Linked DNA regions of Homo sapiens: region 1 is linked to region 2. A link is a loop called in an ENCODE intact Hi-C map of the cell type or tissue named here. Cell type or tissue: Calu3. All regions are shown on one strand. Each heading gives the region's core, and the rest is flanking DNA. Links, peaks and the distances in the headings are about the cores only.

What was found. A loop is a pair of places that touch in the nucleus more often than their neighbours do. Peaks named below come from ENCODE experiments on the same cell type or tissue, not always from the same donor. Only the 100,000 strongest peaks of a DNase experiment are listed, where the experiment ranks them.
Region 1: a loop joins it to region 2, with 2.8 times the contacts of the local background. A loop is called at or near these places in 7 of 110 quality-filtered maps.

The regions. Positions count from the first base shown.
Region 1 is chr2:168,959,025-168,965,940 of GRCh38, reverse strand. ABCB11 (ATP binding cassette subfamily B member 11) reads left to right here. Exons shown (of 28, transcript NM_003742.4): 18 at 1,633-1,735. Among named protein-coding and RNA genes, the nearest start is that of G6PC2, 61 kb to the right of the region's middle. In Calu3, for the core only: a CTCF peak has its summit at 4,136 (motif pointing left); a DNase peak (open chromatin) is centred at 4,120.
Region 2 is chr2:169,008,807-169,016,350 of GRCh38, reverse strand. It overlaps ABCB11 (ATP binding cassette subfamily B member 11), which reads left to right. Exons shown (of 28, transcript NM_003742.4): 4 at 1,997-2,048; 5 at 2,841-3,079. Among named protein-coding and RNA genes, the nearest start is that of ABCB11, 19 kb to the left of the region's middle. In Calu3, for the core only: no CTCF peak of the experiment used is centred there; DNase peaks (open chromatin) are centred at 1,370, 1,705, 2,940, 4,010 and 1 weaker place.

The DNA.
Region 1 (6,916 bases), core at 1,587-6,586, 51 kb after region 2:
ATGGTGTTGAACCTGGGTGACTAAGAGGATGGAAGTGCCATTAACAGAAAATGGGAACAAATTGGAGCAACTCAGTTGATACATTACTGCCTTCTCTGGAAGGCTAGATGAGCATATAGTAGGCAGGCACCACCTTGATATTTGTTTTGGTGAAATTTCACTTGGATGCAAAATGGTAGAGAAAGATATGTGAATGGATTCATCTAGATGGCACTAAAACAGTTGATGCAGGTCTCCTCATCACTCACATCTCTCTCTTTACACCATTTACTTCAGGTGATTCTTTCTAAAACACAGTCTTCAGCATTGCCTCTTAACCATTAAGACTGTTTACAAATGACTGAAAACCTAACCCAACTTGGATTTACCTTTAGAGAGACAGAATCAGCTCATATAACTAAATATTCCAAAGATGCTTTGGCTTCAGGCAAGGCTAGAGCTTCAGTGATATGTCCAAGCTAGAAAATAGTTTCTCTCTCTTCCTTTCTCAGCTCTACTATTTCACTGTTGGCTTCATTTTTCAGAAAGCTTCTTTTTTTGAAGGTCTCAACATAATTGTCAACAGCTCCCAGCACTAAATACTTTAAGATTAACCTAGAGGAGAATGGGGGCCTCCTTCCCAGGAGTCTGGGGGAGGGAAGAGGAGGGTGGAGTCTGAACCAATCACTTCCCATGCTTGTCATGTACTCAGTATATTCAGCAAGCAACCCTGTCCTCCCCTGTCTCCATGCTTATGTTTATACATTCTCTCAGTCAGAAATGCTCTTTTCTATAGTCTACAAATCCCCATATCCTACCTTAGCCATCTCATCCATGAATCTTGCCTTGGTAACACCTGCCATACATTTCTTTTTCCTTTGACTTTCCATACTCTTTATTCAAACCTGCCTAATAGCACTTACCACATTCTTCTTTACCTTAGGGTGTGGTACAGGCCTCTTCTATAAGGTTTAAATTTTTTGAAGGAGAAATCTGTTATTGGCTAGTCTTTGTGTCCCCAACATCACCTGGCATTGGTTTGTAAGTTGTAGATGCCCAATAAGCTTCTGTTGAATTAATGAATAAATGAATGAACACATTGAGCTAAATTATATTTCAACAAGATACTCATTCATGCATGTCTGAATGCAGGGTAGTATATAGCCTGGAGAAAATCTCATCAGAGGCCCTATTTCCTCATATCATTTGTAACCATGCTAAAGTGAACACATCAGGTATGAGAGAAAGATATCAAGACCACAATCTAAGCCAGAAGGAAAGTAAAGGAAATAGACTGTTGCCAAGGCAGCAATTAGCAGAACCATGTGGGTTTGGAAAGTATTTGAGCCTTAGGTGGTTTTTTGATGAACTGGTAGGACAGCTTTGCTCCCTTTCTCTTTCTCCCTCCCTGACTACACTCTGAATCTGGGTCCAACACTTGCAAGAGTTTAGGGCCCAGAGCAATCAACCTGATTAGCTCTGCCCTAAGATTAGCTCTGTCAAACCTAACCTGCAAGCTCCCTTTCCTGGTTACCATGTGACCTACCAAACATTTCTATTTATTTGACATATGAAATGTAAACTTGGACACCAGTTGATCCTGCTCCAATCTGGCCACAGTCTACACTGTTTCATCTTTCTGTTTATTTACAGGGCTTCCATCCGGCAACGCTCCAAGTCTCAGCTTTCTTACCTGGTGCACGAACCTCCATTAGCTGTTGTAGATCATAAGTCTACCTATGAAGAAGATAGAAAGGTCAGGCACCAACTGCTTATGGGGGGGAATGGAAGAAGTCTCTCCTGGGGACTGTTGGGTACCCTTTAAGCCTGAGAATATGAGTTTTCTAGGTATATATCTAGCAGTGTTTCAAGTCAGACTAAAAGACAGAGCATTAAGACCTAATGAAAACTCTAAGTTTTACACAATATTTTTAATGCAGATTAGTTAATTGATTATTTTTAAGAATACAAGGTAATGAAAACTGGACTTCGGAGGGTTAATTGTCTTAGACAAACTATTCTAACAAACACAGAATGTGTGAATTCTAGATATTTAGCAGATTATTTGCTCATATGTAGAAATCCTTTTATAAAAGTTGTTAAGAATACCTGAAAGCTTTTTTCTCAAATTTTAAAATTTCTTTCTTAAATTACAATAATTTTGGCAAAAATACCTTGATCAACAAAAGTGTTTGAATAGGCTAGCCCTTATTACAAGTTATCAAAATATTTGAATTAATGGAGGCCAATTAGGTTTCACAGACATTTGTTGATTTCATACAATTTTTATAATGGTTTTAAGATACATTTAAAATAATACTATCAATTTTAACATAATTCAAGGTAGCATAAAATTAAAGAGCTAGGAAAGCAAACAACATGTATAGCAATACACAATTTCTTCCTAAGGATGCAGGTGTCCTGCTGTTGTAGACATTGTCTAATTTTCACATAAACAGACCACCCATTCTCCTCCAAGCCTTTCCTCATTACTGCACGTTACATGTCAGCCCTGATACTTTTACGTTCATTCCCCTACCACCCTTCGTTAGAAAATTTTCATGGCAATTTTCTTATTGAGCCTTAATCAAAGTCATGTTGACTTATCCCCTTTCTAAATTATAAGCCTCTGAAAGTTAGTGATACACCTTATTTGTGTTTGAATCAACTTGGTTACCTAACCCAGTGCCTTGCACTTAGTAAGGCATCAGGAGATTTTAAAAATTAGAATGAAAACATGAATTTCTACAATAAAATAAAACCCCAACTGCAAGATTTATCAAAGCAAATAAGTCAGAGAATTTTTAAATTACAAGCACATCCATTATGCATGATATAATTTCAAATTGTCTTAAATAAAATTCCAACACGTGAATCCACTAGGCAGTAATTACAAACATTGATTCATAATGGACAAATTTGGAATAAAGTAGAGTACTCTTTATGACCGTATGAAAATGACAAGGGAGTGATTGGGTTCTCTTTTGTTTTTAATGTATTAATACTGAATAAACAGAGGTCTCAATTTCTAACACAGGCTTTAAATAAATTCCATGGAAGACTTTTTCTCAGGAGCAGCAGGATGAATCACAGTGAGAGAAAACACATTTAGCAAGCATAGTTTCTTACTGCATCCTGCCACTAAAGACTCAACCTCTCTTCTAGTTCTAGAAATAGCTATTTCATTGAGTCCATGGTGCTGTCCCAGATAACTATAAGATGTATTATATAAGAGCAGGAGTTTAATAGAGCTTCAGGGGAGAAAGAACCAAACACTACATTGACATTTCTATTGAACCATAACAATACCAATCATATTTAATTTTTGCATTTTAATTTTTTCTAGTTTCTGGGTAGATATTTGACAATAAAAGTAAAAGTAAGAAAGGATGGAAAGAAGGGAGGGAGGGAAGGAAAATCTGACTTTTTCATTGTTGTTGTTCAAGCTGGTAGAGGACCTAGCGTAGGTGTAGGGGACCATCAGATTCCCTGGACATCTGGAGATCAGATTCCCATAGAGTTCTCTTGATGCAGGAACAATTCAGGAGGGAACCATTTAACTAAAAGGAAATCTAAATCTAATATACGGTCTAGTTTTACAGAGATTAAAATGTTTCATATTATGTTCTACTAGTCAGCATTATACATTTAGAATAGAACAATTAAACTCAGTTATATGTAGGCCAGCATACGTTTTAAAAGATGTGACTTTACGTTCTCTCTAGTTAAGGGAGATAGAAAGGAAGAAGAGAGAAAAAATGATAGGAGAGCCAATGTGATTATACTAAAGCTCCAAGGGGAAAAGGTCTCATAATAATACCACTGGTTTGTACGATAATTTTGTTAGTCCTTTAGGTTTAAAAAATTAATGATTTTTGAAAAGAAAATAATGGAAAAGGGTTAATAAAATTTGACTTATGAAATTTCTAATCTCAAGTAACATTATATGGTAAAATGTTGCTCTGTTTTGGTATTTTAAAGTATTTTAATACTTAACTAAATTCCACAAGCCCAAGCATTGGTGAAATCCTTTCTTTTTCTCATGTTGATGGAAAAGGCCTAACCTTACTTTCTGTAGATTGGGAAATACTCTCTTACGGTGCTAAAGGTCGATTCACACAAAGGAGTTATCGCCACCTTGTGGTCTTGTGGAGTATTGACTCTAAAACTTAGAACCATTTCCTGAGAAGTCTGTGCTTTCACCCAAGGTCTCATGGTTAGTTGGTGACAGAGATGAGACTATACCCATTTATCCTTGCTCTCCAAGCAGTACTCTTAGCTCCTGTAAACGGGGTCAGATGTTAGTTACAATGTTGACAACATTAAGTTTAGGATTAGGGAAACCCACAGGCTAAAGGTTTTAGTCTCTAATATTTAGGCAATCTCTTTTGGTGAAACTAAAACACAAGGCAGAACATGTATGAGATCAAGTCAGGATCAAATATTAGACACCCATAACTGCATCACAGATAACTTATGTGATAGGATTTAGGCATTGGTTAAGATAAGACAGAGATGGGACCCATAAAAATGGCTATCAGTATTAGTTCATTTGAAAAATCTCTGCTCCTTTGTCATAGTTACCACTTTTTATCATCAAATCTTAAAGTTATTATTAGGGCAGGGAACCTCTACTGAATGGAAGGCAGAAATTAGTGTAACAAAGTATAGAAAGCAAGACCTAAGATTTAAGTCGGAGGTTATTTTTCCTCTGGCCTACACAGAAGATGTAAGAAAGGAAACAGAAAAGCCCAGTGTCTAGCATTGAACTATGAATGCATCATAGTAGATGAGCAATTTTAAATAAATCTCTTGTTGCATGTATGCAGCATGGACATAAAAGTTTCATTCATTCTTTTATCCCATAAACATCGATTGTACACTGTGAAGTGCCAGGTATCACACTGGGGATGCAAAAATGAACAAGAGCTATTGTTACTCTCCCTACTATGGAGCTGCTGACAGGCATTTCTTTACATATGATTTTTTTTAAAAGTGCTGTGCAACCTGCCAGTGCTACAATAGAAGTACAAGGAAACACATATAAATTTTATAATTTTACCTGTCTGTGAGATTTGTTGTTAATTTATAATCTTCTCTTTATGTTTAATTTTGCAAAATCAGAGAGAAAAATATTTCTTTACAGAATGACTTTAATTATTTTTTGTATTGTTTTCTTTTATTCCTCTCCTGTTCTTTTAGTGGAGATATCAAATAAAATGCAATAAAAAGTCCAATATTTAGGGACAGATTTTCTAGTTTTTGCATCATTCAAGCTGGACAGTTGCATTTTTTCGGGGGGGTCAAACTTTAAAGTCAAACTTTTAGTATAGAGGAACCAAAGAAAATTATTTTAATTAATTCGTATTTCTTGTTAGTGTCTCTTGGAATGAAAACCACTAGACAAGAATTACTTTGTATCGCTTTGAAATGTCCTAAGTGTTGTTGTTTAGAGTTAAGGATAACTTCAGGTATCAGAAGGTTGGGAAAATTTCTATCATGTCAGGCTGTGGGTGGACCATCCTGTGGGGCAATCGTTCCAGAAAATGCTGGTATTTAATGTCACAAGGAAGCTGGCAGAATTTAGTGAGTGCTAATAGTCTTCACAAGTTCCAAAGCCTACCCTTTGATGGTACGTACAGCACAGCTGACACATCTAAAACATACATTATAGAATCCTAGCCATTTAGTGGTGAGAGGAGCCTTGGAGTTCTCACATACTGAACTTTGGTTACCAGAATTACCTGATGAGTATTTTTTAAGACAGAGATTCACAGTTAGGCCTACTAAATTGGAATTCTCGTGACAGGATACAGGAATCTGGTTTTTTAATCATCAACCCACATGAATCTGAGAGCATCCAGATCTGGATACCAACCACTCTCTAGAACAGAGAAGGGGTGAAATATTTTGCTCTATTGCAAGCATTCAGTTAGTCTCACACAATTTCATGATGCTGGCAGAATACATGAGCATCCTGAATCACAGTGTTCATATTCGGGTTTTTTTTTTTTTTTTTTTTTTTTTGGAGATGCAGTCTTGCTCTGTCACACGAGTACCCTGAACCAGAGACAAAGGACTTTATTATTCATAGCAATAGCAGTAGCCAGTGTTCAGCATTTGCACTGGCTCCCCAACCCAACCCCCAGTTCCCACAAGGCAATGCAAAGAGGGCCAGATGATACCAACAAATGAAGTGGGTGTTTTAAACGAGAGGAAACCTGGGCTTGAGGAGCCTGACTCTTTCATAATGGGCAGATGGGGGCAGTAAGGTTTGCACTTCACTTGGGATGAAGACATCTTCTTTGTCCTCCAAAACTGTTTGCTATACAAATACCCTTGAAAAAATAACCCGAATGAAGGTAATCAATGCCTCTGTTCACAAGATGTGCATAAACATGGGAGACTCAGAGAGATTGTTTCCCCAGAATTACTTAGTCCAAGTCTCTCGTTTTAAGGATGAAATAACTGAGGTCCAGAGAGCTAGAGCACTTAGTAATACACTTTACGGGTGGCCACGTTGGGCTTTTCCAAGAGCTCCATTTTTTCTATGCCTATTACACTCATGCTTTCCCAGGTACCCTTATTCCTTTCTGGCATAGGTTGCCTAGAGCTAGTAAGCTGTCACAGGTGAAATAATTGAACAGAAGGACCTGCTGCATGAGTGAGCAGTAATGACAAAGTACAAATGGTGAGAGCAGGCCAAGAGAGAACTTGAAGTGGAGGTAGTACCAAATTCATCACCAGTCCAAGTTGCCTTCCCTCATTTTATTTGACTTGCAACTGTAATGAAATGGACATGACACAGACTTTCATTTAAAATGAATGTGGTCTTTGACTTTGTAAGCAAAGGGAAAATTTTTGAAGATCCTTGCTGTTGTCTATCCCTGCCATCCTGCTCCCTAAAAGATAAATTACTGTGTTAATGAAAGAGAGC
Region 2 (7,544 bases), core at 1,099-6,098:
ATGAAGGCGGGATTAGATGAGGTCTAATTTAGAAGACAGAAGTGAGGCATCAGGTAAGTTCCTGAAGTGGAGGTGGTGGAAACGGAAGGGTTAAAGGTATTTTAGAAATTTTAAGTAATTCACAGCAGAGGGAGGAAGTGGGAGTGGTAAGATTAGCTTTGGGCTGGGAGTGGTCAGGTCAGCCTGGGCCTCTGAGAGCCACACGTTTCTTATTGCGTGGGAAGTTTAAAAAATGGGTGTGGATGTAGATGAATGGCAAGGAGAGGATGAGTAGGAAGTTGAATGAGTTGCTTTGTTTTTAGAGGAGGTGAGCATGGAATGAGAAGATCACAGCAAATTTTGCCAGAGCTGCTGAGAAGAATGGGAGCAATCCGCAGAGAAATGAAGTGTGCATTGCATGTTGAGCTGGAGAGCACACATTCACTCCATTAATTCATTCGTTTTGCAAATATTGAGTGTCTATTTGGTATCAGACACTATTGTAGGTGCTGCGGGTATAGAAAAGAACAAAATAGGCAAAAATGTTGGCCCTTGAGGAGTTTACATTTTAGTGAGGGAGATATAATAAACATTGTAAATAAATCAAATGTATAGCATGGTAGCTAGTGATAATCTATCACTTTCTTTCTGAGAAGGAAAAATAAACTGGAAATGGAGCTATGAAATGGTGCGTGGGGGGTGGGGTTGAAATTTTAAAGACTTTGGCCAGGCAAGACTCTGTTGAGTAGGTGATTTCAAAGGAAGGTCTAGCGGAGGTGATGGAGCTGTCCCTGTGGTTACCTAAAGAAAATGCACCTGGGGAGAAGGAGTAGCAGGTGCCCGCACCCAGAGGTGGGAACAGTTGGGCATGGACAAAGGTCAGCAAGAGGCCAGGCAAGTGGGGTGTTGAGAACTAGAATATAGTTGGAGGAGGTGAGGTCAGAGAGCCAAGGGCCAGACCGTGGGGAGTCTCAGAAAAAATTTAGGATTCTTTTCTGGGCCAGAAGGGAAGCTTAGGGCAGCTGAGTACTAGACTCTGCCTGTGTTGGTATCCATTCACAAGGTGGTGAGGTTGTGTCCAGCAGGCCCAGCAGCCTGGCTTAAGGAGAAGAGGGCAAACAGCTGGATGGATGCAGGATGAAGTTTACAAGGATGATGTAGAGAAAATAATTGAGGATGATGGTGAGAGTGTGGTTCAAATGCCTGGCAGAGGGACCTTGGCTGCATGGGGAAGGAAGCAAAATCTTAATGGGGTTTAGCAATGGAAGGAAATGAAGGATTTAAAGGACTGCATGGCTCAAGTGAGGTTGACAAATAGGTGTGGAAGGAGGAAGGAAGCGAGAAAATGAGGTACATGGGCAGTCACAGAGTGCCAAGGAGTTAAACATGTCAGACAGTAGTTCCTGGTGACAGCAAGGTCCAGGGTGTATTCATGGACTGCGTGACTCAGGTTAAGTCAAGATCCCCGAAGTTGAAGAGGTCAAATACAGGTTAAACATGGCCTTATGGGAAATGAAATGAATGGGAAATATTAAGGAAATATGATTCTATGAAAAGTGTGGGCATGTTCTTGAATTTTTCATCATTATCAACATTATTTAATGTAGTTGTAATATTTTTAAGCATGAGGAAGCTTTAAAATTAGCTAATCCAACCACTTCAACTTACCCATGAGGAAATGCAGTCACAAATAGATTGAGGGTCATGACTGAGGGCAAAGAGTTATTTGTTGGTATAACTGGGAGTATAGAGGACTTTTTACTTTCTCTCCATACCTCTCAGGTGTTCATCTCTGTGAATCGCTAGTGAACCTGAGATTGAGCTATACTGAAATCTCTAGAAGAGGGAAATCTAGAAGAATAAAGCTTGTGTTTAAGATACTAGGTTTGGCCAGAATTTTCCAGCCAGTGGGGATTTTCTTTCTTACTAAAGAATAACTCATAAAATCACCACCTAGGGAGAATTTCCCATTGTATTGGAAAGGGTGGTCTTTAAATCCTTATGTTTTTCTCATCAGGTTACAAGATGAGAAGAAAGGTGATGGCGTTAGAGTTGGCTTCTTTCAATTGGTAATAAAACTGTGTTGATTTATGGCAGTGGGTGTGCAGCTATAAATTGTTTAGATCATGAGGGGAGTGTTAAATCTTTAGTCATATTGGCAGGTTTTTAACTTCAGTGATCACTTTTTCAGTCATAGGCTTTGCCTATGTGATAACATGCTGAATAACTATTAGAAATATATTGCTCATAAAGCATACAAATCCTATCCAATAGATCAGAAAAATGTCTTGGAAAATTATCACTAAGCCCATGGTTATCATATTTGTAAGGAAAGTCATCACAACAATCACATATATATATTTATTCTTATGACAAATCTTTAGAAATTTTAAAGTATAGGTGTTTACTCCAAATTTTCTCAGGATGGAGGCATTTCTAGGCAGAAATTGGCATTCTTCATAGTCACTATCAGTTCAACAAAACAATTTATAGTATTTCTCAATGCCCCACACAGTTTATCTACTTGGCAATGGCATCAATGACAGTGATTATTTTCCCCTAAGTTGTAGATGAGTAGCTAAAAACGAAAGTCAGCTCCTGAAATAAACAGAATGAATTCAGAGAGCAGGAAATTTATAACATGATCTAACAATGTAAGAGTCTAATGTTTTAGATAATTGATGTACCGTGCCGTTTATTTCAATATAATTAGTATACGAACTCTGCCACTCAATTAAGGTGATTCCCATGAAATTTGGTGTTGAGTACTATTCATGAGAATCTAGTAACTAAATTAAGTAGTCCTCCTACCTCTCCTGCTCTTCACCCATAGATGATCTCTGAACCCTTTGTTTTTCAAGTTTCGGTTTTCTTCATCAACTGACATTTGGCTGATGTTTGTGGGAAGTTTGTGTGCATTTCTCCATGGAATAGCCCAGCCAGGCGTGCTACTCATTTTTGGCACAATGACAGATGTTTTTATTGACTACGACGTTGAGTTACAAGAACTCCAGATTCCAGGAAAAGCATGTGTGAATAACACCATTGTATGGACTAACAGTTCCCTCAACCAGAACATGACAAATGGAACACGTTGTGGGTAGGTTGTTTTTGTTTTTAATTTTTTACTTTTTTGCTCATATCTTAAATTGTAATTCAAAATGTATAGAGGGGATTTTACTGGCTGAGCTGGAGTGGTATCTAACACAAAGAGAATAGAAACATGAGTTTACCCATATTTCTAGAAATTACTCTGCCTCAAGTTTCCTTCTATCTTACTATGTTTTAAAATCTTAATAGAAACAGGATTGAAAGTCACTCACCAAATACATTGCCAAAATGTTACCACTTTATTGAGTATAGGCTTGAGCATGACACTACCAATACTTAACGTCACTAGGGAGGTGACCCATGAATTTTACTTGAGTATCATCTCCAAGAGTTCTATTTTTCCCCCCCACCAACTCCCCTCTGCCCCTTAGCTTTGTGGCTGTGGCTGGTGATCCACTTGATCTTAACCCTTCCATCTGTAATGGGAATTTCATGAACAGGCTGCATTACTTTGAGTAAGGTACACTAGTCTCAACCAGTAGTTGAGTTTGTTTTTTTCTTTTTTCTTTTTTTTTTTTTTTTAAGATGGAGTCTCCTTTTTTGCCCAGGCTGGAGTACAGTGGTGTGATCTTGGCTCACTGCAGCCTCTGCCTCTTGGGTTCAAGTGATTCTCATGACTCAGCCTCCTGAGTAGCTGGGATTACAGGCGCCCGCCACTATGCCCAGCTAAATTTTGTATTTTTAGTAGAGATGGGGTTTCACCATTTTGGACAGGCTGGTCTCAATCTCCTCAGGTCATCTGCCTGCCTCAGCCTCCCAAAGTGCTGAGATTACAGGCGTGAGAAAACTAGGGCAGTGCTGTGATCAGAGGCAACCACGCAGAAGTAGCCAGAACTCACACAGACACAGTCACTATGCTACTGTTTTCTTTGTGATAAGCCTGACAGGCCACCTTGTAATCAGTGAGTCTGTCGTGTACTCAGGGCTGACTCACTGTCATAGCATGGCCTTTGCAGTGTGCCTCATGCTGGCTCAAGTTCAGAACAGCTTATTTGCACATAGGAACCCACATATTCAGGTTCAAGAATCAAGGGTGGGGCACATCTTGGCTAGAAAGACACTAGGAATGGCTCCCTCAGAGGAATTTATAGTTTTCACCTTCATTTTTGAAATTTTCTATAGGCTTGATTCCAGACTATGAATGAGTCCTTCTAAATCATTGACACTCTTCCATAATATTATCTCTCTTAGGGTCTTTCATTCATTTACTCATTCAACCAAAATTTTTTTAAACATCAAATATACCAGGAACTCATGAAAGCATCAAGGACACAGTTGTCTTAAGAGCATGGTCCTAGCCAGGTATGGTGGCTCATGCCTGTAATCGTAACACTCTGGGAGGGTGAGACAGGAGGATTGTTTGAGCCCAGAAGTTCGAGACAAGCCTGGGCAACATAGTGAGACCCTGTCTCTACAAAAATTTTTTTAAAAAATAGCTTGGCTTTGTGGTGTGCCCCTGTCATCCCAGCTACTTGAGAGGCTGAGATGGGAAGATCACTTGGGTCTGGGTGTTTGTGGCTGCAGTTGGCTGTGATTACATGGGTGACAGAATGAGACCCCATCTCAGAAAAACCAAAAGAGTCATGATCCCTATCTGTGTGAAGCTTAAGCCTAGTAAGCCATCATTCAGTCAATGATCATTTAAAAACATATGCAGTGACAGACTTGGAGGTACCTGACAGAAAACACAGGATAATATACAATGTGAATTATTCTTTATAAACAACAAGCCTACTTATTCTATATAAGTTCCCTAATGTCTAAATATGTATGTTTCTTTTCTAAAATTGGAAGTTTCTTTTCATTTGACAAACTCAGAGCAATTTGTATAAAAGAGAGATTGAGTTCAACAAAAGTCTTTGAAATCCTTCATTTATGCGGGAGGACAGAAGTGAACTGCTTTTTACAGAGGGGTTTGACCACAAAACATAAGATTAATCATTCTCCCCTTGGAGAAAAAAATGCATTCAGACCTATGTGTGATGTAAATTGACCCAAGCCACGGATAACACTTATGAGGATAAGTTTTTGAGGAAAAGGTCCTCAAGTATATCTTATCATGCCTTAAAATTTGGAAATAAATGTGAGAGGAGCCAAAATTTGAGGCATATACATGATACTAGGTGCTTATGAATATTTATCCAATGAATTAAAGAATGAATCTACTTTCAACATTTGCATCATAGCCATCTATTAAAAAGGAATTCTCTGTGGCCACTCATTACTCACTGTCTTCATTGTTACTGGATCACATACCTGAAGGCGAGCAAAGAATACAAACTGAGGCTTTCAGAAGTCCACTGGCTTTGGCTGAATTCACGTAATACCAAATGTGAATGGACATTTGTCCTTTTCTTTTTAAAAAAATTCATACAGATAGCTGAAATTGTATAGACTATACCTTTCTAGGCATTTCTTTACCAGGAACTCCTTGATGAGTTAAATACTGTCATCGTGAGTTATTGTGATCATTGACATGAATACTATTTGTTCTATTCTGAATAACATGTTTGTTTAGCTGTTTTATGGTAAGATCACCGCGATCTTATGACTTGGGTGGGACAGAGGAGAAAAGAGAGGACATTTTTCTACCTGTAAGTAGTTTATATACCTCCAAAGTCGCCCAAACTGTTTGCAGGTTTCTTTCGTGGAAAAAGTATATCATTAAAAGTACAGTTTCTCCTTTTATTACAATAGATGTATTAGCCTTAGAATATACAAGACAACCCAATAATTTTAGCAACAAAAGCATGTGTGTGTAATGACAGGAGCTGGTTTTACTATTTTATTATATTGGTTTCCACATGTCAATTGTAATCTAGTAGATGGAATTTTTAAGTTAAAGCCTTCCAGATGGCTGTCAGTGAATTACACTGATAAGGATTACAGAGTGTCAGGTCTCTTGATTAGCTTATCAGAATTTCTGGTCAGAACAGTCGAATAATAGATAAAAAAATGAAAGCAGATGAAGGAATAGGAAGTTAAAATACCACAGTTGCAATTTCATTTTATTTTCTTTTATCCAATTAAAGTGTAAACACTCAAATGGAAGCCACAAAGTCTCGTGTAACTTAATTGTAGAAGAGACATACTGTAATTTCTGCCATATTCTATGGGTCACAGAAACCAACCCTGGTGTAATTTGGAAGGAGTCTAAACAAGTGTGAATATTGCCAGATGAGAATTTTAGGGGCTTTTTGGAGGCTGATTACTACTGCGGGCATTGGGGAGCTCAAGTCTTCACTTCCTCTCATACAGATAAATCAATGCAGAAATCTAGGCCTGTCCTTTCACTTGGATTTCAGTCTATGTTCTTAGCAATATATATTCAGTTTGTATAAGCAAGCACTATTTTGTAGCTAGACAGTTTAGGCTATATACTTTTGTAATGGCTTTGTTGAGATACAATTCACATACTATAAAATTCACCCACTCGAAGTGTACAATTAGATGTTTTTTAGTATATTTACAGAGTTGTGCATTCACTGCCACAGTCAATTTTAGAACATTTTCTTTTTTTTCCTTTTTTTTAATTATACTTTAAGTTTTAGGGTACATGTGCACAATGTGCAGGTTTGCTACATATATACACATGTACCATGTTGGTGTGCTGCACCCATCAACTCGTCATTTAACATTAGGTATTTCTCCTGATGCTATCCCTCCCCCCTCCCCCCACCCCACAACAGGCCCCAGTGTGTGATGTTCCCCTTCCTGTGTCCATGTGTTCTCATTGTTCAATTCCCACCTATGAGTGAGAACATGTAGTGTTTGGTTTTTTGTCCTCGCGATAGTTTGCTGAGAATGATGGTTTCCAGTTTCATCCATGTCCCTACAAAGGACATGAACTCATCATTTTTTATGGCTGCATAGTATTCCATGGTGTATATGTGCCACATTTTCTTAATCCAGTCTATCACTGTTGGACATTTGGGTTGGTTCCAAGTCTTTGCTATTGTGAATAGTGCCACAATAAACATACGTGTGCATGTATCCTTATAGCAGCATGATTTATAATCCTTTGGGTATATACCCAGTAATGGGATGGCTGGGTCAAATGGTATTTCTAGAATTTTAAAACATTTTCATTACTAGAAAAAGAAACCCCTTGCCCCTCGGCCATCACTTTCTAGTACCTCATCCTCCTCCCTATCCCTAGGCAACACTAATCTGCTTTCTGACTGTAGATTTGCCTATTCTGAACATGTCATATTAATAATATCATATAATATGTGATCCTTTGAGATTGGCTTCTTTAACTTAAGCATGTGTTTTTTGCAGTTCATCCACATGTATTTTTATTGCTAAATAATATTTCGTTATATGGATATAATACATGTTATGTATCTGTTCATCAGTTGATGGACATTTGGATTGTTCCCACTTTTGAGCTATTACAAATAATTCTGCTGTGAACATTTGTATACAGATTTTTGTGTGGACATGTCTTCATT